2 separate regions of the Homo sapiens genome follow, and region 1 is linked to region 2. A link is an interaction called in ENCODE POLR2A ChIA-PET data of the cell type or tissue named here. Cell type or tissue: OCI-LY7. All regions are shown on one strand. Each heading gives the region's core, and the rest is flanking DNA. Links, peaks and the distances in the headings are about the cores only. Region 1 overlaps SIPA1L3 (signal induced proliferation associated 1 like 3). Region 2 overlaps SIPA1L3 (signal induced proliferation associated 1 like 3).

What was found. Peaks named below come from ENCODE experiments on the same cell type or tissue, not always from the same donor. Only the 100,000 strongest peaks of a DNase experiment are listed, where the experiment ranks them.
Region 1: POLR2A ChIA-PET joins it to region 2 with 5 read pairs; 2 of 35 experiments call an interaction of 5 or more read pairs at or near these places.

The regions. Positions count from the first base shown.
Region 1 is chr19:38,119,209-38,135,069 of GRCh38, forward strand. It overlaps SIPA1L3 (signal induced proliferation associated 1 like 3), which reads left to right. Exons shown (of 22, transcript NM_015073.3): 9 at 98-674; 10 at 11,290-11,564. Among named protein-coding and RNA genes, the nearest start is that of SNORD152, 36 kb to the right of the region's middle. RefSeq lists silencers at 119-322, 1,548-1,748 and enhancers at 10,892-11,392, 11,393-11,893, 13,374-13,874. In OCI-LY7, for the core only: no CTCF peak of the experiment used is centred there; no DNase peak of the experiment used is centred there.
Region 2 is chr19:37,969,765-37,985,625 of GRCh38, forward strand. The region is part of intron 1 of SIPA1L3 (signal induced proliferation associated 1 like 3); the gene reads left to right. Among named protein-coding and RNA genes, the nearest start is that of SIPA1L3, 70 kb to the left of the region's middle. RefSeq lists a silencer at 4,271-4,330 and enhancers at 8,442-8,551, 8,592-8,701, 10,066-10,445, 12,095-12,596. In OCI-LY7, for the core only: a CTCF peak has its summit at 5,378; DNase peaks (open chromatin) are centred at 5,427, 8,447, 9,297, 9,867 and 2 weaker places; H3K4me3 peaks cover 3,596 bases; H3K27ac peaks cover 7,207 bases.

The DNA.
Region 1 (15,861 bases), core at 4,418-12,417, 150 kb after region 2:
ACAAAAAACCCTATTCCTATTTTTTGATCGAATATTTTCTCTCTGAAGTGTCTTAGTGCCTTTCTTCCCACCATCTAAATAATCTCTCCCTCCACAGTATGGCTGTGACCCGATCCAAAGACGCTCCTCCTTTCGGCCCCCCCATCCCCAGTGGAACCACATTCCGCAAATCCGACGTCTTCAGAGACTTCTTGCTGGCCAAGGTGATTAACGCTGAGAACGCCGCGCACAAGTCCGACAAGTTCCACACCATGGCCACCAGGACCCGCCAGGAGTATCTCAAGGACCTGGCCGAAAACTGTGTCTCCAACACCCCCATCGACTCCACCGGCAAATTCAACCTCATCTCCCTGACCTCCAAGAAGAAGGAAAAGACAAAAGCACGGGCTGGCGCTGAGCAGCACAGTGCAGGGGCCATCGCCTGGAGGGTGGTGGCCCAGGACTACGCCCAGGGGGTGGAAATCGACTGCATTTTGGGAATTTCCAATGAGTTTGTGGTGCTCCTGGACTTACGCACCAAGGAGGTGGTGTTCAACTGCTACTGCGGGGATGTCATTGGCTGGACTCCAGACTCCTCCACACTCAAAATCTTCTATGGACGAGGAGACCACATCTTCCTACAGGCGACAGAGGGTTCTGTGGAGGACATAAGGGAGATAGTGCAGAGACTGAAGGTAAGGGAGAGAGCCCGGCGATAGGGCGGCGATTTGTATGGTTTCGGCCTCAGGAACCACTGAAATACTTCCCTAGCCCAGTCAGTTAGGCTAAGACACGCACTGGCCCGGAGAGAATCACAGTTGTCACTTACAAACTAGACATCTTGTGGGTTCTGTAGCTAGGTTCTTCCTCTGGAAGGTTTGTGCCAGAGATCTGTGGATCTTCATGCTATTACCTTGGAAAGACAAGAGATACTTATTAACCTTGGACACTGATAGAAAGTATAAATTTAAGCTTAGGTTAAAAATGTAGGCCAGGCGCCATGGCTCATACCTGTAATCTATCTCAGCACTTTAGGAGGCTGAGGTGGTGGATCGCTTGAGCCCAGGAATTTCCAGACCAACCTGGGTAACCATAGTGAGACTCTGCCTACAAAAAAAAAAAAAAGAAAAGAAAATTAGGGAAGCATGGTGGTACATGCCTGTGGTCCCAGCTACTTGGGAGGCTGAGGTGGGAGGATTGTTTGAGCCCAAGAGGTTGAGGCCACAGTGAGCTGAGATGACGCCACTGCACTTCAGCCTGGGCAACAGTATGAGACCCTGTCTCAAAAACAAACAAAAAAAAAGAAGTGTAAGAGTACTTTCTAAAATAATTAAAATAGAATGAAAAATGTCCAAACCATTAATGGATAGGGCAGAGGTGAGAGGAGGAAAAAATACAAGAAAGCACAAAGGAACATAAAATTACATGGCAGGAATGAGTTCCATGTTAGTAATCACAGTAAATGTGAATGGTTTAACTTGCCCTATTAAAAGACAAAGACTCACAGTCTAGGTAGAAATCTTCCCCTAAACCCCTCGTGGACAAACCAAGAGTGGCAGATTGGTGATAGCTTAGCTGCTGTCTGCCTGAAGCATTGTGCTGAGAAGTACTCAGGCCCCATCTAAGCTCCACAAGAAAGAACACTGTGGTCAGTGATTGCCTCTGCAGTGGGTTTGGCAGAACGCCGTGCCATGTGTGCTAAATAGAGATAGCATATAACACGGCAGTTCAGAGCACAAGATCTAGTCAGAAGGCCTGGCTTCAAGTCCCAGCACTGCCACTTACCAGCTGCATGACCTTGAGCCAAGTTATTTAGCTTCTTTGTGATTCAGTTTCTTCATCTGAAAAGCAGGTACAAGAATCATTCTGCATTGCTGGGTGCAGTGGCTCATGCCTATAATCCCAACACTTTGGGAGGCCGAGGAGAAAGGATTGCTTGAGCCCAGGAGTTTGAGACCAGCCTGGGCAATACAGTGAGATGCCGTTTCTAAAAAAAAAATAAAAAAATAAATTAGCCGAGGCAGGTAGATCATGAGGTCAGGAGATCAAGACCATCCTGGCTAATACGGTGAAACCCCATCTCTACTAAAAATACAAAAAATTAGCCAGGCATGGTGGTGGGCGCCTGTAGTCCCGGCTACTTGGGAGGCTGAGGCAGGAGAATGGTGTGAACCCGGAAGGCGAGGCTTGCAGTGAGCTGAGATCACGCCACTGCGCTCCAGCCTGGGTGACAGTGCTAGACTCTGTCTCAAAAAATAAAAATAAAAAATAGGCCGGGCGTGGTGGCTCACGCCTGTAATCCCAGCACTTTGGGAGGCCGAGGTGGGCAGATCACAAGGTCAGGAGATTGAGACCATCCTGGCTAACACAGTGAAACCCCGTCTCTATTAAAAATACAAAAATTAGCCAGGCATGGTGGCGGGTGCCTGTAGTCCCAGCTACTCGGGAGGCTGAGGCAGGAGAATGGCGTGAACCTGGGAGGCGGAGGTTGCAGTGAGCCGAGACCCTGCCACTGCACTCCAGCTTGGGTGACAGAGCGAGACTCCGTCTCAAAAAAAAATAAATAAACAAACAAAAAATAAATTAGCTGGGCATGGTGGTGCACACTTGTGGCCTCAACTATTCAGGAGGCTGAGTGGGATGATCACTTGAGCCCAGGAGTTTGAGGCTGCAGTGAGCTATGATCACACCACTGCACTCGAACCTCGGCAACAGAGAAAGACCCGGACTCAAAAAAAAAAATGAAAAAGTGGCCAGGCGCGGTGGCTCACACCTGTAATCCCAGCACTTGGGGAGGCCGAGGTGGATGGATTATTTCAGGTCAGGGGTTCAAGACCAGCCTGGCCAACATGGTAAAACCTCATCTCTACTAAAAATACAAAAATTAGCCAGGCGTGGTGGCACACACCTGTAATCCCAGCTACTCGGGAGGCCGAGGGAAAAGAATTGCTTGAATCCGAGAGGCAGAGGTTGCAGTGAGCTGAGAGTGAGCCACTGCACTCCAACGTGGGTGACAGAGCAAAACTCTGTCTCAAAAAAACAAACAAAAGCAAACTCCTGTGTTCCTCCCCACCCCTCTCAGAGGTTTCCTGACTTTGTAAAATAGAAGTCCTCTACTCAAATAAGGTTTTAGGGAAAAAAAGGTCGACTCCATCCCTCCATTTGCGGATGTCAGAGCTTTGGCATCAGCCTGGGCTCCACTCTCTCTCATGCCCACATTCGTCAGCTCCACTTCTGTAGGCAGGCATCAGCCACCTCTCCCAGAGCCCTCACCCTGGAGCGAGCCACCCTGGTCTCTCCCGGACACTTTCGATGGTGTCCTTTCTGGTCCTTCTTACCCCTGCCCTTGCTTCTCTGTGGCCTGTTCTCGACGTGGTAGTGAGAGCAATCTGATCACATCACCTCTCTGCCTAAACCCTCAGGTCACTCTAGGTTAAAGCCTCAGTCCTTACAGAAGCCCATGAGGCCGGGTGTGAACTGGCTCCCTGTCGACTTCTCTGACCTCATGTCACTGTTGCGCTCTCTGCCCCAGCCATGAAGACCTCTGAGGTTTCATGCGCATGCTAGGGCGGCGTCCAGCCTCAGGGCCTTTGTACCACCTCTTGCTGGAACACTTCTCTGATCACCACATGGCTCGCTCCCTTTCCTCCTACAGGCCTTTGGTCACATGTCGCCTTGTCGGTGAGGCCTCGTTATCTAAGATTGCACACCCCCTCCCCTGGCTTGGAGCACATTCACGCGCTTTGCCTGCTTAACCACCATCTGCCATGCACTGTGTGTTATCTGTTCACTGCCGTGTCCTCAGCACCTGGGCCAGCATCTGGTGCACAGTAGCCGCTGAGTGAGCAGGAACCGAGTGCAGGCACAAATGCGTCGTATGCTATAGTGGCCGCAATAGTGAGGATCAAATGGGCGCCAGCTCTGCGTCAGACCCTGCTCAGCACCTTGGGTGGTCTTGCGTCTCTTGCTCACAAAAGCCTGATGAGGTCCTCACTTCGCAGATGAGGAAACTGAGGCCCAGAGATACCTTGACTTGCCCAGAGCCCAAAGAGCCTGGGTTTTGGAGTTTTTTTTTTGTTTTTTTTGTTTTTTTTTTAATTGATCATTCTTGGGTGTTTCTCACAGAGGGGGATTTGGCAGGGTCATAGGACAATAGTGGAGGGAAGGTCAGCAGATAAACAAGTGAACAAAGGTCTCTGGTTTTCCTAGGCAGAGGACCCTGCGGCCTTCCGCAGTGTTTGTGTCCCTGGGTACTTGAGATTAGGGAGTGGTGATGACTCTTAAGGAGCATGCTGCCTTCAAGCATCTGTTTAACAAAGCACATCTTGCACCGCCCTTAATCCATTAACCCTGAGTGGACACAGCACATGTTTCAGAGAGCACAGGGTTGGGGGTAAGGTCACAGATCAACAGGATCCCAAGGCCGAAGAATTTTTCTTAGTACAGAACAAAATGAAAAGTTTCCCATGTCTATTTCTTTCTACACAGACACGGCAACCATCCGATTTCTCAATCTTTTCCCCACCTTTCCCCCCTTTCTATTCCACAAAACCGCCATTGTCATCATGGCCCGTTCTCAATGAGCTGATGGGTACACCTCCCAGACGGGGTGGCGGCCGGGCAGAGGGGCTCCTCACTTCCCAGTAGGGGTGGCCGGGCAGAGGCGCCCCTCACCTCCCGGACAGGGCGGCTGGCCGGGCAGAGGGGCTCCTCACTTCCCAGTAGGGGCGGCCGGGCAGAGGCGCCCCTCACCTCCCGGACGGGGTGGCTGGCCGGGCGGGGGGCCAACCCCCCCCCACCTCCCTCCCGGACGGGGCGGATGGCCGGGCAGAGGGGCTCCTCACCTCCCAGTAGGGGCGGCTGGGCAGAGGCGCCCCTCACCTCCCGGACGGGGCGGCTGGCCGGGCGGGGGGCTGACCCCCCACCTCCCTCCCGGACGGGGTGGCTGCCGGGCGGAGACGCTCCTCACTTCCCAGACGGGGTGGTTGCTGGGCGGAGGGTCTCCTCACTTCTCAGACGGGGCAGCTGCCGGGCGGAGGGGCTCCTCACTTCTCAGATGGGGCGGTTGCCAGGCGGAGGGTCTCCTCACTTCTCAGACGGGGCGGCCGGGCAGAGACGCTCCTCACCTCCCAGACGGGGTCGCGGCCAGGCAGAGGCGCTCCTCACATCCCAGACGGGGTGGCGGGGCAGAGGCGCTCCCCACATCTCAGACGATGGGCGGCCGGGCAGAGACGTTCCTCACTTCCTAGATGGGATGGCGGCCGGGAAGAGGCGCTCCTCACTTCCTAGATGGGATGGCAGCCGGGCAGAGACGCTCCTCACTTTCCAGACTGGGCAGCCAGGCAGAGGGGCTCCTCACGTCCCAGACGATGGGCGGCCAGGCAGAGACGCTCCTCACTTCCCAGACGGGGTGGCGGCCGGGCAGAGGCTGCACTCTTGGCACTTTGGGAGGCCAAGGCAGGCGGCTGGGAGGTGGAGGTTGTAGCAAGCCGAGATCACGCCACTGCACTCCAGCCTGGGCACCATTGAGCACTGAGTGAACCAGACTCCGTCTGCAATCCCGGCACCTCGGGAGGCTGAGGCTGGCGGATCACTCGCGGTTAGGAGCTGGAGACCAGCCCGGCCATCACAGCGAAACCCCGTCTCCACCAAAAAAATACGAAAACCAGTCAGGTGTGGCGGCGCGCGCCTGCAATCGCAGGCACTCCGCAGGCTGAGGCAGGAGAATCAGGCAGGGAGGTTGCAGTGAGCCGAGATGGCAGCAGTACAGTCCAGCTTCGGCTCGGGATCAGAGGGAGACTGTGGAAAGAGAGGGAGAGGGAGACCGTGGGGAGAGGGAGAGGGAGAGGGAGCTGTTTTGTTTTTTGAGATGGAGTCTTGCTCTGTCCCCCAGGCTGGAGTGCAGCAGAGCGATCTCGGCTCACTGCAACCTCCACCTCCCGGGTTCAAGCATTTCTCCTGTCTCAGCCCCCCAGGTAGCTGGGACTACAGGCGCCCGCCACCATGCTCAGCTAATTTTTGCCTTTTTAATAGAGATAGGGTTTCGCCATGTTGGCCAGGCTAGTCTCGAACTCCTGGCCTCAAGTGATCCACCCTCCCTGGCCTCCCAAAGTGCTAGAATTACAGGCCTGAGCCACTGTGCCCGGCCAAGCCTGGGTTCTTAAACACTAGGCTACTCCGCCTCCCCTAATCTTGACAGCAGCTCGCGTTTCTTGAGCAGGGACCATGCCAGGCACCATGCCAGGTGACATGTTTTACCCACATCCTCACTGTGCCACTCTGTCCCACACCCACCCCCGTGCCTACTGTTGGCGGAGTCCTTTTGGAGCATATTTCCACAGCCATACCCCCACCCCCACCCCCAGTCTCAGTGCCCCAGAGCCTGCTGGGGAACCAGTGGGCCAGGGAATGGTGACATAAGCCATCTCCCGTGGAGGGGCAGGCCCGTTTTGAATGACTTGTGACAGTGAGTCTCTCTCTTTGTGAAGCACCCACAGGGTACAGATTCCACACTCTCCCCGGCAGGCTGACTCAACTGCCCCAGACATCCTGAACTAACGGTATCCCATCACTGGTTAATTGAATGAGTGTTGTTATGCGCCTGGCCTTGGCCTGGCCAGTGCTGGGACATAGTGATGACCATAACAGACCCAGGCCTACTTTCATGGTGCTCCTCTCTGGGACAGATATTAAACACGCAATTCGGCCAAGCGCGGTGGCTCACGCCTGTAATCCCAGCACTTTGGAAGGCCGAGGCGGGTGGATCACCAGGTCAAGAGATCGAGACCATCCTGGCCAACATGGTGAAACCCCATCTCTACTAAACATACGAAAAAATTAGCCGGGCGTGGTGGCGGGCTCCTGTAGTCCCAGCTACTCAGGAGGCTGAGGCAGAAGAATGGCGTGAACCCGGGAGGCGGAGGTTGCAGTGAGCCGAGATTGCACCACTGCACTCCAGCACTCCAGCCTGGTGACAGAGTGAGGCTCCATCTCAAAAACAAAAACAAAAACAAAACAAAACAAAAAAAAACACCACGCAATTGAAGTGCCAAGAGCTTAAAAGGGGGGTGTGGAGGATGCCAGGAGAACCTATCAGATGGTGCTAAATCAGACAAGGAGAAGGTCTCAAATCCACAGGTTGGATACAGTCCCAGATGTATTTAGTTAGTTACCACAGTTTAACATTTAGAGCAAGCTTGTCCAACCTGCAGCCCAAGAGGGCTTTGAATGGCACCCAACACAGATTCATAAAGTTTCTTAAAACATTATGACATTGTGAGTTTTTTTGTGATTTTTTTAAGCTTATCAGCTATCATTAATGTTAGTGTATTTCATGTGAGGCCCAAGACAATTCTTTTTTTTTTTCTTTAAGACAGTCTCTCTCTGTTGCCTAGGCTGGAGTGCCATGGTGCAATCTCAGCTCACTGCAACCTCCGCCTCCCCGGTTCAAGCGATTCTCCTGCCTCAGCCTCCCAAGTAGCTGGGATTACAGATGTGCACCACCATGCCCAGCTAATTTTGTATTTTTAGTAGAGACGGGGTTTCACCATGTTGCCCAGGCCGGTCTTGAACTCCTGACCTGAGGTGATCTGCCCACCTCAGCCTCCCAAAGTGCTGGAATTGCAGGCATGAGCCACTGTGCCCGGCCCAATTTTACTTTTTAATTATAGAAAATTGCAAGCATACACTAAAGCAAAGGGAATCATATAAGAACCCCAGTCTTGGCCGGCTGCAGTGGCTCACACCTGTAATCCCAGCACTTTGGGAGGCCAAGGCAGTTGGATCACCAGAGGTCAGGATTTCGACACCAGCCTGACCGACATGGAGAAACCCCGTCTCTACTAAAAATACAAAATTAGCTGGGTGTGGTGGCGCATGCCTGTGATCCCAGCTACTTGGGAGGCTGAGGCAGGAGAATTGCTTGAATCCAGGAAGCGGAGGTTGCGATGAGCCAAGATTGTGCCATTGCACTCCAGCCTGGGCAACAAGAGCGAAACTCCGTCTCAAAAAAAAGAGAACCCCAGTCTTCATTACCATCTACAATAGTTACTGACCCATGGCTGATCTTGTTCTTTCTTCCTTCCCTCTCTTTCCCAATTATTTTGAAGAAATCCTAGACATCTTATCATTTCATCTGTAAATTTTTCAATATTTATTTCTAAAAGATACAACTCTTAAAACATAACATAGCCATCATACATAAAATAAAAAATTAACGATAATTCCTTATTGTCAAATAAACACATTGTCACCCATGAGTGGGCTATAAAATCAATCACAGAGATGTAATTTTTTTTATTTTTAATTTTAACTTTAATTTTTAAAGACAAGGTCTTGGTGTCACCCCGGCTGGAGTGCAGTGGCACAGTCATCGCTCACTGCAGTGTCACTCTCCTGGGCTCAAGCCTGCCTCCCACCTCAGCCTCCCAAGTAGCTGGGACTGCAAGCGTATGCCACCATGCTCAGCTAATTTTTTTTTTATTTTATTTTTAGTAGAGATGAAGTCTTGCTATATTGCCCAGGCTCATCTTGAACTCCTGGGCTCAAGCAGTCCTCCTGCCTTGGCCTCCTAAAAGTGTTGAGATTACAGAGATTACAGGTGTGAGGCACTGCACTCAGCCCGAGTTGCAACAGTGTTAAAGGTTAGATATCTTAGTCCACTTAGCCTGAATATAACAACATAGCTTAGGTGGGGTAGCTTATAAGCAAAAGCAATTTATTTCTTCGCATTTCTGGAGGCCAGGAAGTCCAAGATAAAGGTACCCGCAGGTTCTGTATCTGGTGAGGGCCCCTTTCAACTTCACGGATGGCACCTTCTTGCTGTCATGGTGGAAGAGGTGAACAAGTTCCTTGGGCCTCTTTTTTTTTTTTTTTTTTTTTTTTTTTTGAGACAGTCTCGCTCTGTCGCCCAGGCTGGAGTGCAGTAGCGTGATCTCGGCTCACTGCAACCTCTGCCTCCTGTGTTCAAGCGATTCTCCTGTGTCAGCCCCCTGAGTAGCTGGGATTACAGGCGTATACCACCACGTCAGGCCTCTTTTATATGGGCACTGATCCCCTTCATGAGGGTTCTGCCGTAGTAATAGGATGGGAAAGAATAAAAAGTGTCACAGTGTGCCTCAGTGAGTAAAGATAAGACTATTTTATGAAGCATTGTTTTGGTCACACGTTTCCCCCACTTTCCAAATTCTCGCCGTCCAAATCAGGAACCAAACAGATTCAGTGACATTTTCAGGTAAGTACTTTACCATCCAAATGCTTACTTCTTGCTATCCACACTCAAGAATGTGACGGATTTGAATTGCAAGGAATATTTGTGTCTGTGGGCATGTGTGTAAAACACGAATGTGTAGAGTAGTTTGTGACGTAAAATTATTTCTAAAACACGAATTTGTAGAGTAGTTTGTGACATAAAATTATTTCTTTCCTTGGCCGGGCGCAGTGGCTCACGCCTGTAATCCCAGCACTTTGGGAGGCCGAGACAGGTGAATCACTTGAGGTCAGGAGTTCGAGACCAGCCTGGCCAACATGGTAAAACCCCATCTCTACTAAAAGTACCAAAATTAGCTGGGTGTGGTGGCAGATGCCTGTAATCCCACCTACTCGGGAGGCTGAGACAGGAGAATTGCTTGAACCAGGGAGGCGGAGGTGGCAGTGAGCTGAGATCGGGCCACTGCACTCCAGCCTGGGCGACAGCGAGACTCCGTCTTAAAAAAAAAAAAATTTATTCCTTTCTTCAAGTGGTGGTGAGAAAAGTATGAAAGCGGGCATCCTGATAGGTATGTTACATAGCATCATTTCTAGCCAGGGGATGACTTCTCACAGGAAATGTAAGCCATTCCGTTATCTTTCCATAACGCAGTTTTAGGAAAGGGCAGGCATTCTTGACAACTTGCTTAATAGCCATGGCTGGTTACATTCATCTTGTTTTTATCCCAAGAAGAGGGGATCGCTTAACAGCATGCTGGGGGGAGGGGGCAGGGCTCTATTCAGCAGGTCCTCAGATCTTATGGTAACACATTATCCAGGGGAATATCTCACCCAGTGAAGCAGGGAGTCCTGGAGGCCAGGCCCTGCGTGGTCCGATCAGCTCCATGTTGGGGGAAGGTCTGAGGAGGAGATGGGGAAAGGGTTTCTTCCTCCAAGAATGGTGTCACGAGGCCGGGCATGGTGGCTCACGCCTGTAATCCCAGCACTTTGGGAGGCCGAGGCGGGCAGATCATGAGGTCAGGAGTTCGAGACCAGCCTGACCAATATGGTGAAACCCCGTCTCTACTAAAAATACAAAAAACTAGCCGGGCATGGTGGCGCGTGCCTGTAATCCCTGCTACTGGGGAGGCTGAGGCAGGATACTTGCTTGAACCCGGGAGGCGGAGGTTGCAGTGAGCCGAGATCACGCCACTGCACTCCAGCCTGGGCGACAGAGCGAGACTCTGTCTCAAAAAAAAAAAAAAAGAATGGTGTCACGAAGTAAAAGAATATAATGTGAGTTCCCAACCTAGAAAAGGTCCCAGTACTTCTGGTCTCATGCTTCCTTGTGTATTTTAGTTAGAGTCATTGTGTCAGTCAGGATACAGTATTAGTGGCTTAAAGCAGGTTTGGCTGGGTGTGGTGGCTCTCACCTGTAATCCTAGCACTTTGGGAGGCTGAGGCAGGTGGATCATCTGAGGTCAGGAGTTCAAGACTAGCCTGGCCAATATGGCAAAACCCTGTCTCTACTAAAAATACAAAAATTAGCCAGGCGTGGTAGCAGACGCTTGTAATCCCAGCTACTCAGGAGGCTGAGGCAGGAGAATCGCTTGAACCCAGGAAGCAGACGTTGCAGTGAGCTGAGATCATGCCGCTGCACTTCAGCCTGGGCGACAGAGCAAGTCTCCGTCTCAAAAATAAATAAATAATAAAATGATGAAATAAATACCACAGCCCAGAGGACATGGCAGTGCCACTCGCAACTCTTTGGCCAAAACAAGTCCCAGGGCCCCACCCAACCACAAGGGAGCCAAGAAGTGCAATCCCACTGACCCCAGGAAGGAGGGAGTTCGGGGCCTTTGGAGCCACAGCTCATGACTGCCATGGTCTCTGCAAGGTTAGAAGCCACGGGGTCGCATATCCACATTTCCCCTCCAGAAATCAGGAAGCCAGGCTGGGACCGGGTGCGTGTTCCCCCTGCGGGTCCCCTGCCATCACCCGGGAAGGTATTAATAGATGGGAGTTGGCAGGTTTTTGGCTTCAAAGCGGGGAACGTGACCAGGGGTCTTCCAGAGGAGCTGACCCAAGCAGCTTCTGAGGCTCGATCCTGCCTGTGGCCTGCAGGTGATGACCAGTGGCTGGGAGACGGTGGACATGACGCTTCGGCGGAACGGGCTCGGGCAGCTGGGCTTCCACGTGAAGTACGACGGCACGGTGGCCGAGGTTGAGGACTATGGGTTCGCCTGGCAGGCCGGCCTCCGGCAGGGCAGCCGACTAGTGGAGATCTGCAAGGTGGCCGTGGTCACACTGACCCACGACCAGATGATCGACCTGCTGCGCACCTCTGTCACTGTGAAGGTGGTCATCATCCCGCCTTTTGAGGACGGCACTCCCCGGAGGTAAGGGCCTCCACCTTTCAGCCAGGTGGTGGGTGGCAGCTCCCAGATCGCTGGCATGAGGCCTCCCTGGCACTGTCACTTGAGGTCCCAATAGAGGGGGGATAGGCAGGCCCTTCTAGGCAGGAATAGTGGCAACAGTGACAGGACGGGGAGGGCACATCTACAGAGCGCTTACTGTATGCCAGTTATTGGTTTAGCCCTTCATACGTGCATGATCGCATTTAATCTCCACAGTTGCCCTGTGAGGGGAGAGCCTCATTCTTCCCATTTCCTACATGAAGCACAGGATGTTAATAGTTGCTTGCCTGTGGGCCCCCCACACTTCATTCATTTGTTCAAAATGTGTTTATTGAGCCCCTACTGTGTGCAAGCTCTGTTCAAAGTGACCACAACAAAGTGCCTGCTCCCTTGCGGTTTGTGTTCTACAGGGAAAGACAGGCCGTGAAGAAATAGGTGTGTCATACCGGATCAGGTAGTACTAAGTCTCAGAAGGAAATTAAAGCAGGGTAATGAAGGGGCTGCAGCACGATGGGAGAGCTGCTTACAAGGCGGGCAGAGAAGGCTCCACGAGGCTCCACAGGGAGGCAGCCATGTGGTTTTCTGGCCAGCGGGCTCCAGACAGGAGCTGGCCAGGGCACAGCCTCCCCAGTGTACATGGGTGATGTGTTCCTGGAGTACGGGGAGGCCCATGTGGCTGGAGCAGAGCGAGCAGGAGTGAGAGCTGAGAGCAAAGGACAGAGAGGTGACCAGGCAGGCGGTGTGGGCTTCATGGGTTTTATTCCATGCTTGGGTTTTATTCCATGCTCAGTGGGAAGCTGGTAGGTGACTTATTTATTTTGTTTTGTTTTTTCTTTTGTTGTTTTTGTTTTTTGTTTTTTTAGATGGAGTCTCGCTCTGTCGCCCAGGCTGAAGTGCAGTGGCGTGATCTCAACTCACTGCAACCTCCACCTCCCGGGTTCAAGCGATTCTCCTGCCTCAGCCTCCCGAGTAGCTGGGACTACAGGCACGTGCCACCACGCCCAGCTAATTTTTGTATTTTTAGTAGACACGGGGTTTCACCATGTTGTCCAGGATGGTCTCAATCTCTTGTCCTCGTGATCCACGTGCCTCGGCCTCCCAAAGTGCTGGAGTTAACAGGCGTGAGCCACTGCGTCCAGCCAACAGCAATTTCGTAGTGTCAACTATCTAGACTGGGTTCACACCTGTAATCGTAACACTCTGGGAGGCTGAGGTGGGAAGATCACTTGAGGCCAGGAGTTCAAGACCAGCCTGGCCAACACAGTGAGACCCCGTCTCTGCATCTCTGCATCTCTGCCTAAAGGAGAAAAAAAAAACAGTGCAGTTGTAGCCCCAGCTATTTTCAGGCTGAGGTGGGAAAATCACTTGAGCCTAGGAAGTTGAGGCTGCAGGGAGCCATGATTGTGCCACTGCACTCCAGCCTGGGCAACAGAGGGAGACCTCATCTCTTTGTTTTTTAAACAGTTGTTCATCAGAATTCTCCTATTGGCCGGGTGTGGTGGCTCACACCTGTAACCTCAGCACTTCGGGAGGCCGAGGCGGGCGGATCACCAGGCGGGAGTTCAAGACCAGCCTGAACCAGGCTGGAGTCCAAGACCAGCCTGACCAATGTGGAGAAACACTGTCTCTACTAAAAATACAAAATTAGCTGGGCGTGGTGGCGCATGCCTGTAATCCCAGCTACTCGGGAGGCTGAGGCAGGAGAATTGCTTGAACCCGGGAGGCAGAGGTTGCGGTGAGCTGAGATCGTGCCATTGCACTCCAGCCTGGGCAACAAGAATGAAGCTACGTCTCAAAAAAAAAAAAAAAGAAAAAAAGAATTCTCCTATTGCATTTGATTCATGTATCTCTTGAGGCTCTTTTTTTTTTTGCTTTGAGACAGAGTCTTGCTCTGTCACCCAGGCTGGAGTGCAGTGGCGCAATCTTGGCTCACTGCAACCTCCGCCTCCTGGGTTCCAGCGATTCTCCTGTGTCAGCCTCCTGAGTAGCTGGGATTACAGGCATGTAGCACCACACCTGGCTAAATTTCATATTTTTAGTAGAGCTGGGGTTTCACCATGTTGGCCAGGCTGGTCTTGAACTCCTGACTTCAGGTGTTCCACCCACCTCAGCCACCCAAAGTGCTGGGATTACAGATGTGAGCCACCGCGCCTGGCCTTTTCCTTGCAGTTTATTTTGGAAAGAAACCAGGTCACCTGTCCTTAGAGCTTCCCCCTTCCTGGCTTTAGCTGGCGGCCTCCCCATGGTGTCCTTTAGCCTATTGCTCCACCACTGGTATTTTCTGTAAACTAGAGTCAAAGATGGAAGCTTGCTTAGGCCCCAATGGGATGTCTTTCGGCCGCAGCACTCCTAGGTATGCATCTGTGAGAAGGCACTGCGTGCCTGGTCTCCCCCTGCAAGTGACACTAGGGGCAAGCAGAGGCTTCAGACAGCGGCACCTGGCCATCACCACATGTCCCCTCCAGTCCTGTTTCACAGCCCAGCAGCCACTGCTAGGCCCTGCCTAGATCCATCATTTCATGACGGTTTGCAGACGAGTGCCATCTTCATTCTGTCATTCCTTCTTCATATATTGGCTGGAATGCTTCTAAAAAGAGCTTTCTTTCAGTAACCGTTTAGTTACCCTGAGGTATAATTTGTACAGAGAAGACAAGATAAATACAGTTTTCAGAATAATGAGTTGGTCCCTAGCAACCTCCAGAAGTGACCAATGAGAGAGACGCACCATGTTCTCAGCTCTGGAAACAGTGCACAGAGGACAGCCAAGGCCTTGGCCTCATGGAGTGAGGCCCCAATGGGTCAGGGGAGACAAACAGTAAACAAGTAAATGAATGAGATGATTTTATATCACAGAGTGGGGAGGCAGGAGAGCATAGCAGGAGAGGCAGGCTGTCTAGGTTTGAATCCCAGCTCTTCCCCTTGTTACCTTTGACCCTAGGGAAGTGGCCTTACCACCCTGTGCCCGGTTTCCTCATTTGTAAAACAAGGACAATAACGTCCTTTCCACAAGAGCGTTTGTGAAGTTGAAGGAGATCCAACTTGTAAAGCACGTAGGACAGGCCAGACCCAGTGAATTTGTGACTGTGGAGTGCTGGTGGCTCTCAGCACTTTTGGAGGCCGAGGCCAGAAGATCACTTGAGCCCAGCAGTTCGAGACCAGCCTAGGCAACATAGCAAGACCTCGCCACTACAACAAATTTTTTTTTTTTTTGAGACTGAGTTTCACTCTTGTTGCCCAGACTGCAGTGCAGTGGCATGATCTTAGCTCACTGCAAGCTCCGCCTCCTGTGTTCAAGCGATTCTTCTGCCTCATCCTCCCGAGTAGCTGGGACTACAGGCATGCACCACCACACCCAGCTAATTTTTGTATTTTTAGCAGAGACGGGGTTTCACCTTATTGGCCAGGCTGGTCTCAAACTCCTGACCTCATGTGATCTGCCCGCCTCGACCTCCCAGAGTGCTAGGATTACAGGCATGAGCCACTGCACCCAGCCCAAATTTTTAAAAATCAGCTAGGTGTGATGGCACATGCATGTAGTCTCAGCTACTCAGGGTGAGATAGGAGGTTGAGACTGCAGTGAGCTGTGATCACACCACTGCACTCAAGCTTTCTCAAAAAAAAAAAAAAAAAAAAAAAAGCCAGGCTTGGTGGCTCATGCCTGTAATCCCAGCACTTTCGGAGGCCAAGGCGGGTGGATCATGAGGTCAGGAGTTTGAGACCAGCCTGGCCAATATGGTGAAACCCCGTCTCTACTAAAAATACAAAAATTAGCCGGGCATGGTAGCGTGCGCCTGTAGTTCCAGCTATTCAGGAGGCTGAGGCAGAAGAATCACTTGAACCCAGGAGGCAGAGTTTGCAGTGAGCCGATTGCACCACTGCACTCCAGCCTGGATGACAGAGCGAGACTCTGTTTCAGGAAAAAAAAAAAAAAAAAAAAAAAAAGGCACGTGGGACAGTACTTGGCCTATAGGAGGCGCTCGAGAGACACTGGCACCAAGATACTGGATGTGAGGACTGTAAAGGGCACATAACCCACATTGGATAGGGTGGTCCGGGAAGGCCCGAAGGTGAGGGCAAAGGCCCTTAGCTTGGAGACAGACCAGAAAGAGGACCTGCATGGCTGCAGCAGATTCAGCCAAGAGGAGGGCACAAGATGGGGTGACGATGAGTGCCATATTCACATATGACCTTGCTGGGCTCACACCAGGGCTGGTGTGATCTCTGCTTTGTAGACGAGAAAACCGAGGCCCAGAGTGAACAAGTCACTTTGCAGAGTTGT
Region 2 (15,861 bases), core at 5,376-13,375:
TTCTCGTTCTTATCCCTCAGATCTTAGCCTAAATGTCAAGTCCTCAAAGAGGCCCTTCTGGACTGTCCTGAATGTAAACTAGGCCGCTTGTTATTCCTGCTTGGCAAAGCTTCATAGCAGTTATCATAATATTTAATTACACGTTATGTTTGTCTTTACATGTTTAATGCCCGTCTTCCTCACTGGGCTGGCTGTGAGTCCCAGGAGGTCAAGCCCAGACCTGTTATTTATTTATTTATTTTTGCTTTGCATTGCATCCCCAGTACATACTAGGTGTGCAAAACAAAACAAAAAACCTTTATTAAATGAATGTGGTTGAAATAGAATTGTTACTCATTTAAAATTTTGGTTAGTTTGTCATTGGACTAGAGCAGGGAACAAAGTCTGGCCGGAAGTTTTTAAAACCCTGGCGGTGAAATTTCAAAGTGAAAATGTTACTCGTAAGTTAAATGAATTCATACTGCAGCCATATTTTTTCAGGCTGGCTGGTATTAGTGATGCCCAAAGTGACTTTCCTTTTGGAGTCTTGGGGCCAGTGGAGATGGTATATCTCCCAACAATAAAAATTTCACCACGTTAAGTGGAGTACTACGATTAACACACATTTTTAATTAGCCTCTTAGTCATCTCCTATCTGAAGAGGCCAGGACAGGCATTTTAATACTTGGTTATTGGACTACCTCTAAGGAGCTCTCCCATGCTGCAGATACCGTTCTGAATCTCTGCAGTTTGTCAAGGTTCCTGCAGCCGGAAGCTGTTTTCCAGGCCGCTCTCTTCTCACTAAAGCCACAGTTCTTTCTTCGCACTAAAGCCATCCGTTCAGCTTCTGTGCAGAGGGAAGAGGTCCCTGAACTGGCATGACTGCAAAGGCGGTTGAACCCTCCTCTCCTGCAGGATGTGGAGGGCATGGAGGCTGTGCCGTGGATGGGTGGTGCATCTCAGAAGAGTTAGCTTCAGCAGTCATTGGGTAAAGCAAACATGCTAGAGAGTCACAACTACCTTCACGTTCTAAAGATGTCGGGTATTAGTGAGGTAGAGGTTTGGCTGCTGTAACAGACCCAGGATAGTAGTGGCTTAAATGCGAGGGCAGTTTATTTCCCTCCTGTGAAACAGTTTGAGAGTGAGCAGCCCAGGCCCCTGCCGTCTTGTTGCTCCCTGTTCCTGGGGTGTTGCTTTCATCTGCATGGTCCAGAATGATTCTCCATTATTGCCATGTGTGCAGCCTGGCCTGTGGTGGGGAGGATGTAAGAGGAGAGGTTATACCTCCTCTTTTTCAGGCAGTTGTGTTTTTTTTTGAGATATAATTTATGTGTGTTAAAATTTGCCCTTTTTTAAAAATTTATTCCTCCCCCACCTCCCATGCTTTTTTTTGTTTGTTTGTTTGTTTGTTTGTTTTTTGGAGAATGGGGTCTCACTCTGTTGCCCAGGCAGGTCTCAAACTCCTGGGTTCAAGTGATCCTCCTGTCTCTGCCTCCCTAAGTGCTGGGAGTGCAGGTGTGAGCCACTGCACCTGGCATATTTGCCCTTTTAAAACATTTGATGGTTTTCAGTGTATTTTCCAGGCTCTTTAATCATCATAACAATCTATTTGCAGAACATGATCACCACCTCAAAAAGAAACCCTGAACCCATTCCCGCTTCCCTGATTCTGCCCTGTGATTTTCCCATCCCTTCAGCCCCTGGCACCACTAATCTTTCTGTCTCTATGTATTTGCCTGTTCTGGACATTTCATGTAATTGGAATAATGCAGTATCCATTTCTGTCTGGCTTCTTTCACTGAGTGTCATGTTTTTTGTTTTTTGGGGTTTTTTTTTTGCAGAGACAGAGTCTTGCTCTGTTGCCCAGGCTGGAGTACAGTGGCGCGATCTCGGCTCACTGCTACTTCGCTTCCCAGGTTCAAGCAGTTCTCCTGCCTTAGCCTCCTGAGTACCTGGGATTACAGGCGTGTGACACCATGCCCAGCTAATTCCTTTTGTATTTTATTAGAGACGGGGTTTCATTGTGTTGCCCAGGTTGGTCTCGAACTCCTGAGCTCAGGCAATCCGCCCGCCTCAGCCTCCCAAAGTGCTGGGATTACAGGTGTGAGCCATCACGCCCGGCCTGAGTGTCATGTTTTTAAGGTTCACCCATGTTGTGCATGAATCAGTACTTCATTCCTTTTTGGGTTGGATAATATTCTGTTGTACAGATAGACCACATTTTGCTTATCCAGGCATCACCTGATGGACCTTTGGGTTGTTTCCACGTTTTAGCTATTATGAATAATGCTATAAACATTCATATATAAGTTTTTGTGTAAAGATATTTTTCAGTTCTCTTGGATATCTACATACTTAAGAGTGGAGTTACTAAGTCATGTGGTAACTATGTTTAGCTTTTTTAGGAATAAGGCAGAGATACCTAGTGTGTGTGTGTGTGTGTGTGTGTGTGTGTGTGTGTGTCATGGGCCCTTTGACATCTTTTTCTCTCAGTTGTGTTTTTAAGTTTATAAAATGTAGGATGACAAAGGAAACTAATTGTCTTAAAATGTAGTTTTTGAAATACGAAGATAAATTTGTGATATAGTGTGGCAAAATCCATTGGCAGATCTAACTACCATAATTCCAAAGTAACAAAGGGCATAAGTGCTATTTTGAGACGTTTGTAAGAACTGTGGGCTGGGTGTGGTGGCTCATGCCTGTAATCCCTGTGCTTTGAGAGGCTAAGGTGGGAGGATCACTTGAGGCCAGGAATTTGAGACCAGCTTGGGCAGCATACTGAAGCCCCATCTCTACAAAAAATTTAAAAACTTAGCCGGGCATGGTGGTGTGCACCTGTAGTCCCAGCTACTTGGGAGACTGAGGTGAGAGGATCCCTTGAGCCCAGGATTTTGAGGCTGCAGTGAGCTGTGATTGTGCCACTGCATTCCAGCCTGAGCAACATGGGGAGACCCTGCCTCAACAAAATAAACCAACAAAACTGCAATGTGATAATATACCTGTGGTTTCTGTTGGTGACAAATTTGTAAGCATGAAAACTATAGTTTGCCTATATTCCTAATTGAAGAAAATGCTGAATTTCTGTTAGAGATTAGTGAAAATAAAGAGGTAATTCTGCCCCCTTCCCCCCAAATTAGTGGAGCTCCTGAATTCTATCCTGCTTCAAAGAGCATGACCCAGAAGTTGCACACATTTCCTTCACTCCTTCCCTGTGATCCTGATTAGTTACATGGCGACAGCTAGCTGCAAGGGAGGCTGGGAAATGTAGTCCTCATTCAAGTCAATCAGGTGCCTGGCTAAAATATAGGGGTTCCGTTATTAAAGGAAAGGGGGGAGGATAGGTATTGGGGGACAAGAAGTCAATACTGTACTGCAGTACACACTGTGCAGCCACTTTCTCACCCAGGTCAGAACACGTGTTCTTCTCATAAGCACCTGCCAGAGGAGTTAGTTTGGCTTTGGGGACCATGGTGTATGAAAAAAAAGCGCATCTTTTTTTTTTTTTTTTTTTGAGATAGAGTATTGCTCTGTCACCCAGGCTGGAGTGCAGTGGCGCAATCTTGGCTCACTGCAACCTCCGCTTCCTGGGTTCAGGTGATTCTCCTGCCTCAGTCTCCCAAGTAGCTTGGGTTACAGGCATCTGCCACCATGCCCAGCTGATTTTTTATATTAGTAGAGACGGGGTTTCACCATATTGGCCAGGCTGGTCTCGAACTCCCGACCTCAGGTGATCCACCCACCTCGGTCTCCCAAAGTGCTGGGATTACAGGTGTGAGCCACTGTGCCTGGCCAAAAAAAAAAAAAAAAAAAAGCGGGAGGGGGGCGCATCTTGAAGCACTAAAACGCCTCTCAGCACTCTGAGAGTGCTGCTCGCATGACGAAGAACTGAGGCTGCCTGAGGGAGTAGCGTATGCCTGTCCCCCATCCCACACTCACACCAGAGCAAATGCTTAGGAAGTGGAATGCTGGGTATCTGTTCTGCTTAAATTATTTGTCCTTTAGTGAGGGGTAAGGGGATCCTAGTTGAAGTTATGAGAGGTAAACATTTGATACAACCTCTCTGTGCCTTTTTACTGTGCAGTAAGATGTGTGGTTTGGCTTCTCAGATGACTGGATGGTGATGCTATATTGGAACTCTTGATTCTATGTGTCAGACTCCACCCTCGATCACCCAAGGCAGAAGAGGGATTGATGTGTTGGCCTGGAGTCCCAGGAAGATCAGCAACAGAGAGTGGGCAGCTCAGGCCTCCGGCAGCAAATTAACAGGACATGGGCAGCCCAGAGGCAAAGTGACTTCCCCATTGTCCTGGTTGTAAAGGCTGAAGGGTCATGATGCTGATCTAACATTGGTAACAGCTGGACTTTATTGAGCACTTCCTGGGTGCCTGGCAGTATTTGTTTTCATCAACCTTATGAGATGGGTCCTGCCATACCCCACTTTCCTGATGTGTAGGGACTCATCGACCTCCTCAAGATCATATAGTTACTTATTTGTGGCTGGGCATGATGGCTTGCACCTGTAATCCCAACACTTTGGGAGGCCGAGGCAGGAGGATTGCTTGAGCCAGGAGTTCAAGGTCAGCCTAGGCAACATGGTGAGATCCCATCTCTACAAAAAAATTAGCCAGGTACAGTGGTACGTGCCTATAGTCCCAGCTACTCAGGAGGCTGAGGTGGGAGGATCACTTGAGCCTGGGAGGTTGAGGCTGCAACAGCAAGTCATGATTGTGCCACTACACTCCAGCCTGAACAAGAGTGAGACCGTGTCTCAAAAAAAAAAAAAAAAGTATTGATTCATGGCAGAGGTGGGGTTTGAACAGAGAGTCTGGTTCTAGCCGGTACTGTCATGAGGGCAGAGGGTGAGATGCAGGAGCAGAAGGCTTGACAGCCTGGACAGAGGAGTTTGTGTTTTCCTTCATGCTTTCATTTCGTGAATCTTTGTTACTGATGATGACTTTTGAGTTGACGTGATTGTGCCATCCCAGCCTCCCCTCCCTCTGTTCTAACACCCAGTGGTACATCCCCTTCCCCAACAGCACCATCAGACACACAGGTGGCTCTTGTGGAATCTCTCCATTCCCCATTATTCTAGGCCAGCCCTTCTCCCTTATCCTAGTTTTAAACATGAATTTATAAAGGGTAGTTAATTTGTGGCCAGGTGTGGTGGCTCACGCCTTTAATCCCAGCACTTTGGGAGGCTGAGGCGGGCAGATCACGAGGTCAGGAGATCAAGACCATCCTGGCTAACATGGTGAAACCCCACCTCTACAAAAAATGCAAAAAAAAGTAGTTAATTTGTTACTCAGCAAATCTCTACGGTGCCTACCAGACTCCAGATCTGGGCTGCTGGACACAGGAACATCGTTAAGCAAATCCCGGCCGTCGTGGAACTGACAGCCTGGAGGGGACGCAAGAGACTTGGGCATTCAACAGATAACTTCAGAGTCCCAACTGCAGCTGTGATACATACCAAACAGGAAACAGAGAGAGAGCGAGGAGAGCATATTAATGTGCGGAACCCAGGGCCTGACCCGGGGACCAGGAAGGAGGATGGCAAGGAGGGCTTCCCGAGGAGGCACCGTGTAGGCCGAGCCTAGAGCTGAATGGTGGCAGAGAGGGAACAGAGCACTTCCAGGGGGAACTGGAAAGCCCTAGACACATCACCCCAGTCCTCACTCCCACTGAACTCTGAGGAGACGGCTGCAAGTCGAGGCTCCCCACCCACCAGCACGTCACAGTGTGTCCAGGCTCAGGGTCCCCATCTGTAAGATGGGAGTGATATTGGTCATGGTGCCCATTTCATTGGTGGATGTCACTGGTGGATTAAATGAGTTACTATATGTAAAACTTTAGAACAGCTCCTGGCCTGTGGCAAGGGCTCTATAGGTTTAATTAGTCATTAAAATTAAAATTTGTATGTTGTAGGTCTAAAGATGGCTAATAAAAAATCACCCCACCCAGGCCAGAATCCAAGTTAGAGGACTGCTTGACAGGGACTGCCAGACACAGACTTGGTTGTGGGAGTCAGGGGTGCAGCCTCTGGCTACCACCCCCAGGAGGCATTCAGAAATGGGGGGTTGGCCGGGCGCAGTGGCTCACGCCTGTAATCCCAGCACTTTGGGTGGCCGAGGCGGGTAGATCACTTGAGGTCAGGAGTTCAAGACCAGCCTGGCCAACATGGTGAAACCCCATCTCTACTAAAAATAGAAAAATTAGTCATGCGTGGTGGCGGGCGCCAGTAATCTCAGCTACTTGGGAGGCTGAGGCACGAGAATCACTCGAACCCAGGAGGTGGAAATTGCAGTGAGCTGAGATTGCACCAGTGCACTCCTGCCTGGGTGACAGAGCAAGGCTCTGTCTTAAAAAAAAAAAAAAGAAAGAAAAGAAATGGGGAGTTGGTCTCACAATGAGTGGTGGGGGCCAGGGATGCTGACTGACCTATGCACAGGAGTGTTCCACCAAACATGCCCACGGCGCCCCAGGGGAGGGTTGTCCTGGAGGGGATTTCCTTGGGTCTTCGTCTTGTTGTACGTCTCTTATTGGGTTTCTCTCCCTGGGGTGGAAAGATGGCTGCTCTTGGAGATGCAGGCTGCCCCTGAATGCCCTGATCACTGACTCCAACTTGTAAAATATTTGTAAGATGCCCCCGCACTGCAGCACTGGGAAGCAGTGCCGGCCAGTCTGGCAGAAAGTGTGAAACCCAGTAAGTGATCTGCTTTATCAATCCAGGTTCTTGGGTTGCAAGCAACAGAAATCAACTCAGGCACCCTGAGGCCCTAAAAGGGTCGAGCAGCTCTGGGGTGTCTCTCAGTGGATATTCTTGGGCACTTTTTTAGGGCCCTGCATTGAAGAGCTTAGACACTGCAGCCCGCCTCCTGGGTGAGAATCCCAACCTCACTCCTTATTCATAAGCATCTCAAGCTTTCTGTGCATCAGTTTGTCGGCTATAAGATGGGAATGAGAACCGGAGGGTTGCTTTGAGGATTCAGTAAGTTGATATTTGAGACGTGTTTAGAACAGTGTGTAGTGTAGAGTATGTGGCTAGATATATACTAGCTGCTATTATTTTTATTAAGTGCTGTGGTTATTACTATTAGTATTATTTTTTTGAGATGGGGTCTCACTCTGTCACCTAGGCTAGAGTTCAGTGGCACAAACACAGCTCACTGCAGCCTCAACCTCTTGGGTTCAGGTGATCCTCCCATCTCAGCCGCCTGAGTAGCTGGGACTATAGGCATGTGCCACCATCCCCGGCTAATTTTTTGTATGTTTTTATAGAGACAGGGTCTTGCCATGTTACCCAGGCTGGTCTTGAACTCCTGGGCTCAAGCAGTCCACCCACCTGAGCCTTCCAAAATGCTGGGAGTACAGGCATGAGCCACCTCACCCACCTAGCCTACCATTATTATTTTTATTTTATTAAAAAAAATTTTTTTTATGAGATGGAGGCTTGCTCTGTCGCCCAGGCTGGAGTGCAGTGGTGTGGTCTTGGCACACTGCAACCTCCACCTCCTGGGTTCAGGCGATTCTTCTGCCTCAGCCTCCCAAGTAGCTGGGACTACAGGCACGCACCACCATGCCCGGCTAATTTTTGTGGTTTTAGCAGAGACAGGGTTTTGCCATGTTAGCCAGGCTGGTCTTGAACTCCTGACCTCAGGTGATCCTGAGGTCCTGCCTTGGCCTCCCAAAGTGCTGGGATTACAGGCATGGGCCACTTCACCCGGCCTCATTATTATTTTTATTGGCAGCTTGAAATTGAAATCCCTGAGCAAGAGGAAGCCATTGGCCCAGTTTGGATCAGGTGGGTGGGCAGGTCCCATGATTGGCAGTCCCCTCCACGCCCCCCCCCACAGAAGTAGGAGGAACGAGGGAGAAACAGTTGTCCCCAGGAAAAGTGGGCTGCTGTCACCAGAAGTTGGGGCAGAGACTCCAGGCTCCAGGCAGGTCCAGAGCGCCCGTGTCCTCCATGCTCAGTAACTGGACTCAACAAATGTTGGTTACTTCCCTGCTTTGTGCCATGGCCTCTGCTGAGCACAGAAGACACAGAAGGGACAGTGATTTGCACGGTCTCCTCCTCACAGGTCCTGTAGTCCAGAAATTGAGGGTCCTGGTTAAAACTAAATGCCTAGAACAGTGCCTGGCCTTTAGGAGGTCCTTCGTAAATGTTTCCTCAATGAATAAACACACAGGGAAGTGCAAGAGTTTTATGGAACACACAACAAAAGCATCCCACTAGTTATTTTAAAGAAATCCATGTTTGTACCTTTAGTCTCCAGGATGAGGTTCAGAGGGGTGTCCATGCACACAGTAGGTGTTTAATAAATGGGGACTAAATTATCTAATAGGTGCATGGTCCTGCAGCCTGTCCGGTGTGACAGTTGAGGGCAGACCCAGAGTTGGGGAGCTGGCTGCCTTCTCTGTTGAACAGGATGTGCAGACGTGGCTCCAGGATGCATCTCTGTGGAATGCAGTCGCTAATACAAATGAGCTTCCTCACGTCACAAGGCATCTATTATGTGGACAGTTGGGCGATGGGCCGTGGGACTGGGCGGGCTCTCTAGGGGAGTTTCAGAGCCACAGTTATGTTTAGGGCCTTCCTTTGGAGAGGGACTTTTCCCCATGAATGACTCTTAATAACAAAGATAATAATAGCCACCACTTTCCAGGTGCCTGAGCTGTGCAAAGGGATTAACCCATGGACTCCTCACAATGGCCCATGAAGCCAGTATATGATCCCCATTGTGCTGAGGCTCAGAGAGGGAAAATAACTTGCCTGTTGTGTGCACAGCAAGTGAGAAATTGAGGTGGGATTCTGGCCATGGTCTCTTGCTCCAAAGCTTGGGTTTGTCCTTCTATACCATGCACAGCCTGTTTTCTCTCTCTAGTACTAAGTTTAAAACAATATTATTTTTATTAATTTGCATATAGTACAATATTTAAAAATAAAAAGGCCAGGCACGGTGGCTCACACCTATAATCCCAACACTTTGGGAGGCTGAGGCGGGAGGATCACTGGAGTCCAGGAGTTCCAGACTAGCCTGGACAACATAGTGAGACCCTGTCTCTACAAAAAATTTAAAAATTAGCTGGGTACGGTGGCTCAGGGCTACAGTCCCAGTCACTCGGGAGGCTGAGGTGGGAGGATCTGCTTGAGTCCAGGAGGTTGAGGCTGCAGTGAGCTGTGATCGCACCACTGCACTCCAGCCTGGGTGACAGAGACCCCGTCTCAAAAACAAAACCAGAAAAAAAGGCAGTTTCCCTTCCACACCCAAACCCTTCACAGAAGCAGCCACTGTGACCTGTTTCTCACATCTCCTTTCAGAAGTCATGAGTACAAGCAAATCTATAAACATGGCAGCTGGGCTCAACATTAAGGGTGGCCACCTGTAGCCTGCGGGCGAGATCCAACTCACTGCCTGTTTTTGTATGGCCAGGGAGCTAAAAATGGGTTTTACGTTTTTAAAAGGTTAAAAAAAAGTTAACACTATTTCATGCCACGTAAACCTATATGAAATTTAGGTTTCGCCAGGCACAGTGGCTCACGCCTGTAATCCCAGCACTTTGGGAGGCCGAGGCAGGTGGATTTCCTGAGGTCAGGAGTTTGAGACCAGCCTGGCCAACATGGTGAAACCCTATCTCTACTAAAAAAAAAAAAATACAAAAATTAGCTGGGCGTGATGGCACACACCTGTAATCCCAGCTACTCAGGAGGCTGAGGCAGGAGAATTGCTTGAGCCCGGGAGGCGGAGGTTGCAGTGAGCCGAGATCGTGCCACTGCACTCCAGCCTGGGCAACAGAGCGAGACTCTGTCTCAAAAAAAAAAAAAAAAATTTAGGTTTCACTGTCTATAAATATTTATTGGAACACGGCCCGCCCATTTGGTTGTGTATTGTCTGTGGCTGTTCTTACACTGTAATGGCAGAATTGAGTGGTTGCAACAGAGACAAGTGTGACCCACCCCCCAAACCTACAATATTTGCTCTTTGGCCCTTTACAGAAGAAGTTTGCTGATCCCTGCACTACACACTTTCCTTTAGTAATGCGTGTTAGAGACAGTTGGCTCTCAGCACTTTTCTTGCGTGCTAACTGTGCTCCCCAAAAGCAGAGCCCAGCTGCAAGCCGTGGGCATGCCCAGGTTCGGCTGGCGGTGGGTCTGTTGGTGCCTCCGCGTGCACACTCACTCTGAGCATTTCTTGGGCCCTGGCTGCGTGGCAGGCCGCTGGCTGGGAGCCAGGGCAGGTCTAGGCCTGCCCTCAGGAATCCACAGGCCGGTGGGTGGGGAGAGTCAGACAGTATCGGGCAGTCCTGTGGAGGGATGTATTCAGGCCTGCTCTCACAGGCCTTCCTTGACCCTCTCCCCATCACTCCCACTTTGTTTTTATTTGTGGCACTTAAATAAAAAATAGGTCATGCATTTATATGCTTCAAAATCAATTCTATGTGGATGTGTGAGCAGTCTCTGTCCTCCACTCCTCTCCCTGCCCACCTTGTTCCTTCTCCCCTTACGTAATGATTTGTATTTTCCCTTGGGTATCCGTCTAAGGTATCATTATATCAATACAAGCAAATATGAATATATATTTTTGTCTTCTCCTTCCTTCGACAAAAGGTAGCCTACTCAGTACTCTGCTCTGCACTTTGCAAATGTTTACTGAACAGTATGCCCTGGAGATCCTCTTATTTTAGTGTTCTGGTGGAAACTGAAGGGTGGGTAGGAGTTAATAAGGCAAAAAAGAAAGGTGTATCTTAGGGTGGGGGAAGCATGAGGAAGAGCATTCTAGGCAGAGGGAACAGTGTGAACAGCATGCTTCCAGGTTCCGGGGAGCGTGGCTCCCTCCAGAGCAGGGGGAAGGCCTGGGAGGCTGAGGCCAGGGAGGAGGGGGCCCGTCGAGGCATGAAGGTTCAGCAAGGCCTGATGGTCAATGGAGGAACCGTGCCTTTAATTCTGAGCTCACCCGGGTGTGGGGTTCTGCTCTGTTTCCTTCCATGCCCTGATTTCTCTGTGGCCAAGTACACTTGGCCGTCATTCCATATGACCAAGGAGAGGCCAAGAATGTCCTCGAGAGAGGGTTATTGGGGCTGGTTAATGATGGAAGAATTTCTCCTGTGAGCTGCGCTCAAGAAGTGTGACCTGGTGTCTGGGAGGTTTCAGGCCTGTTCCTCCTGCCTCCTCAGTTCTTTCTAGTCATGAGACACGGGACACATCCCATCAGTTCTCATCTTTTCAGTAGACACAGTCGTAGTGCCAAATACAGGCTTTGTTTGGAGGGTAATGCATACACCGTGCTCAGTTCCAAGTTGGCCACATAGTGAGTGCTCAAGATGTGATAGAGATGGCTTTGGTTCTTTTTATAGGGCTGGTTTGGGCTCATACTTTGTTAGTATAGCTCATGATTAAAGGTTTGGGGATTCTGTGAAGTGCCTTATGCCTGTAATCCCAGCATTTTGGGAGGCTGAAGCGGAAGGATTGCTTGAGACCAGGAGTTCAAGACCAGCCTGGAGAATACAGCAAGACTCCCACCTCTACAAAAAATGAGCCAGGTGGTGGCACGTGACTGTAGTCTCAGCTACTCAGGAGGCTGAAGTGGGAGGATCACTTGAACCCAGGAGGTCAAGGCTGCAGTGACCTATGCTTGTGCCACTGTACTCCAGTCTGGCGACAGAGGGAGACCCTGTCTCAAAAAAAAAAAAAAAAAAGAGTTTTGGTTTGATCACCTGAGTTCTAATACCTGCTCTGCCACTTCTTGTCCGTGTTGAGCAGGTTACTTAACCTCTCTGTACTTGATTTTTGTCACTTGCAAATGAAAGTGATAATACTTGCCTCTTGGTCCCATAGATGCCGGCAATTATTATTATTCCTATTATTTCACAGCCTCTGCTGTACAGTATTGTCAGATGACGCAGTGCCAGTGGTAGCAGCGTCGCCATCATTTCAGCAGCAGTGCCCTTCGTTAGCTGTACCACCTCACCTTTTCTGCAGGACACCTTCCCGCAAATCCTTTCCTGTCAAAGGGTTAGGGTAGAGTTGCTCCGTGAGTATTTAGGAAAGGAGGCCCTGGAAGAGAGGATTGTCTCTTTAGTCCCTTTATGAGTCATTGGCCATAGAAAGTTACATGACCACCCATAACTGCAGGGAAGGGTGAGAGATGGAGAATTTTCCTAATCGCCTCCCACACAGAATATAAATATCACCACCACAGCTGTGTGCAGTACGTATTTGTGAGCACGTTAATCTATCTTGCCATCAGAGAGGCTGGCTCCAGCATCTTACGCATGTCCACGTTGTGGTCAGTTTGCAAGAAGTCACCCGTGATATGTGGCAAAACAGCCGGACTCCCAACATAAAGTGCTGGAAGGAAGACTGTGAGGGACACAGTTGTAAAGGTTCTCGAATTGTATCTGTCTGATCAGAGAAACAATTTAATGTCCCAGATCAAAGTCGAGAGGCAGGCTCTGGGAACTGGGCTGTGAGCAGCCAGAGAAAGGCGGCAGAACCAGTTTCTTCAGGGCAGGTCTCTTTTATCTGCTTGTCTGATTGCCTGGTGGACACTCCATTGGCTCCCAGAGGCCTTCCTGGTCATCTCCTCCCTCTGGCTGGGTCCTTGATCTTTGCAGATGGCTGCGTCCCCTGGGGCCAGGGAGCACCTACTGTGTGCCTAGTGCTGGCCAAGGTACTGGAGATAATCATAGGTAATGTTCTTCCAGCGTTCACCATGTGCTTGGTGTTGCGGTTACTTGAGTGAACTCATGTAATCCTCGCAGTAGCCCTATGAGGTGGGACAGTGTTAGGTCCATTACAGACATGGAGACAAGCCCAGGGCTGCTATGTCACTTCCCCAAGGTCACAAAGCTAGTTAGGGGCAGCCTCTACCGTCTGGATCAAAGCCCGCCATGTAAATGGCTCCAGCTTTTGCAGGCCACATGCACGTCTTCAGAGCTTTCTCCATAATGGACTCTTTTGGAAGACCCTGGCCTCCAAGGGCTGTATAGTGGCTTATGGCTCTCCCAGTTAATGGTGCTTATGAATGTGGCTGTGGAGGGAGAGAGGCTGGGGCTGGACAACCTGGGCTTTCCCGGTGTGACCTGTGGCAGCCAGAAAGAGGGACGGGGTCAAGCAGGGGCATCTTTGTCCACCCTTAGCTCCTCCTGGCTATTCAGGACCCACCTTACAGGTTCCTGTGGCCTCCCTGGGTTGTCTTCCTGGGGTCGAGGGTTCTCTGGCAGGCATACCATGGTGCCCTTGCCCCTCTACCCCGACATCCCAGCCAGGCCATGTTGAAATTGCCTTTTCATTTGTTAGTTGATCTATGCAAAATGTTGGGAGGGCAGGGGCCTTGCATCTACTTCCCTTGGCCCAATCCTGGCTGTGCAGTAGGTTTTAAAAACACGTCTGAACAAATGAATAAATAAATGACTCATGTGATGGAACTAACATCTAAACAGAACTTAACTTGCAGTATCTTCTGGGCAAATGCCACATCTGGGCTAGAGAGGCAGTGGAGGGTGGTGGTTGAAAGCCGACCCTGGAGCCACGTGCTGGGAGTTGAAATCCAGTTCTGTCGCTTACTTGCTGGGTGACCTCGGACAAGGGACTGCACCTCTCAGGACCTCAGTTTTCTCATCTGTTAAGTGGGATAATAGTAGGACCTGCCCCACGGAGCAGTTGTGAAGGTTACGTGAGTTGAAATGTTAAAGCATCTGGCACAGGCACTGGCTTAAGAGTTAGCAGCTGCTCCTAGGCACCGTGCAGTAGCGTTGACCATGAAGAGTAACCGAGTCTTAGCCTCAGGTATGCGGAGAGACCAGCTCAGTTCCAGGGGAGATGTTGTTCACCTTGTGAACCTAAGAAACAGTGGTTTCATCCAAAAAAGATTGCTCAGACCTGGCATGGTGGCTCACACCTGTAATCCCAGCACTCTTGGGAGGCTGAAGTGGGTGGATTGCCTGAGCTTAGGAGTTCGAGACCATCCTGGGCAACATGGTGAAACCCCGTCTGTACAAAAAACACAAAAATTAGCTGGGCGTGGTGGCATGCATCTGAGGTCTCAGCTACTCAGGAGGCTGAGGTGGGAGGATAACTTGAGCCTGGGAAGCAGAGGTTGCAGTGAGCCAAGATCATACCACTGCCCTCCAGCCTGGGTGACTGAGCGAGACCCCATCTCAAAAAAAAAAAAAAAAAAAAAGATTGCTCAGCACTGATGAGGAATTGTAACTGTAACCCTGATCAGTAAGCTTGCTTCATACAGGCATGATTCGAGTGGAGATTTTTGGAGTTGCACGAAACTATGTGTTCTTTGTGGGAGAAGTTGGGAGAAAGACCCAGCCCGGCTGAATCTCCTGAGAACAATGAGGCACTTTTTGCAGATGCGCTGTCCTTCCAGTCTCAGGGAGCGCTGTGTGAGCCCTGCGCAGGGCGGGGCAGCGAGGCGGTTAAGGGCTGGATTCCATCCTTACTAATGTGTGACCTTGGGCAAGTAACACCAAGCACAGTCAAAGAGAAAATTAGTAAATGAAATTCACTCTGAGTATAGAATAGAGATAAAATACATAGAAGTAACAAAACGGGTGGAGTGAGAAGAAGCATACATCTAGTAGGATTTCCAGAAATAAAGCTAGAAGGAGTGGTGGGGAGGCAATATTAGAACTAATGCTAAAAATGTGCCATAATTGAAGACTTGCATCTCAATGCTGAAAGCTCACAACGAGTGCCAAGCAGAGACTGGATAAAAAGAAATCCCCCAGATAGATTATTGTGAGGCTGCGAAACATTAAGGAAAGAGAGAAAACCTTGGAAACTAGCAGACTAGGCTAGGGCAAGTAACAAACCATCTCTAAGCCTCGGTATTCATTTCTGCAAAGTGAGGAAAAGAACTAGTTACTATGTGACCAGCTTACTAATGAGCTTGGAACTAGTAAAGATCTTTTTGCATAGGTCCTGACACATAGCAAGTGTGCATTAAATGTTAGCTGCGTTACTGTTGGTGTCATAAACGTTAATGACAACAGTAGTGATTGTTCTGTAGGCTGCTGTGGAATATGGCTGGTACTCCACAGATGCCTCTCATGCAGGCAACTCTGTAGCAAACTAGAGCATGTCCTTGTGGTGATCCCTGAAGAAGAGAATAGTCATTTCATGAACGTGACTGGAAGTCAAGATTTGTGGATTCCTTCAACAAATATTTCTGGGGCCTCTTGTCTGTGCTAAACACTGTTTCAAGGCCCAGGTATGCAGCAGAGAAGACAGACCTAGTCCTTGCTGTCCTGGAGTACAAGGTCTGGTGGAGGAGACAGACTAGAAATAAACAGTATTTATCAGAAGTGATTGGTAGTGCTATTAAGACGTTCAATTATTGTAGCATTTTGGGAGGCCAAGGCAGGAGGATCAGTTGAGGCCAGTTTGAGACCAGCCTGGGCGACAGAGCAAGATTCTATCTCTTAAAAAAATTGTTTTTTTCTTTTTTTTTTTTTTTGAGTGTGGGTCTCTCTCTGGTTGCCCAGGCTGGAGTGCAGTGGTGCAATCTTGGCTCACTGCAGCCTCAACCTCTCTAGCTCAAGCAATCCTCCCACCTCAGCCTCCTGATTGAGACTAGAGTCATGTGCCACCATGCCCAGCCAATTTTACGAAGAAAATTGTTTTAGTCAAGTGTGATGGCACATGCCTCTAGTTCCAGCTACCGGGGAGGCTGAGACAGGAGGATCACTTGAAGCCAGGAGTTCAAAACCAGCCTAGACAATAGAGAGAGAGAAAGAAAAGAAAGGAAAGGAAGGAAAGAAACTAAACCAGGATAAAGTGAAGTGAGTGGTAGTGGTGGGAGGGGTGTCTTAGAGGGATGAGGAAGGGGTCTGTCCGAGGAGGTGACATTTAATCTGAGACTTGAAAGA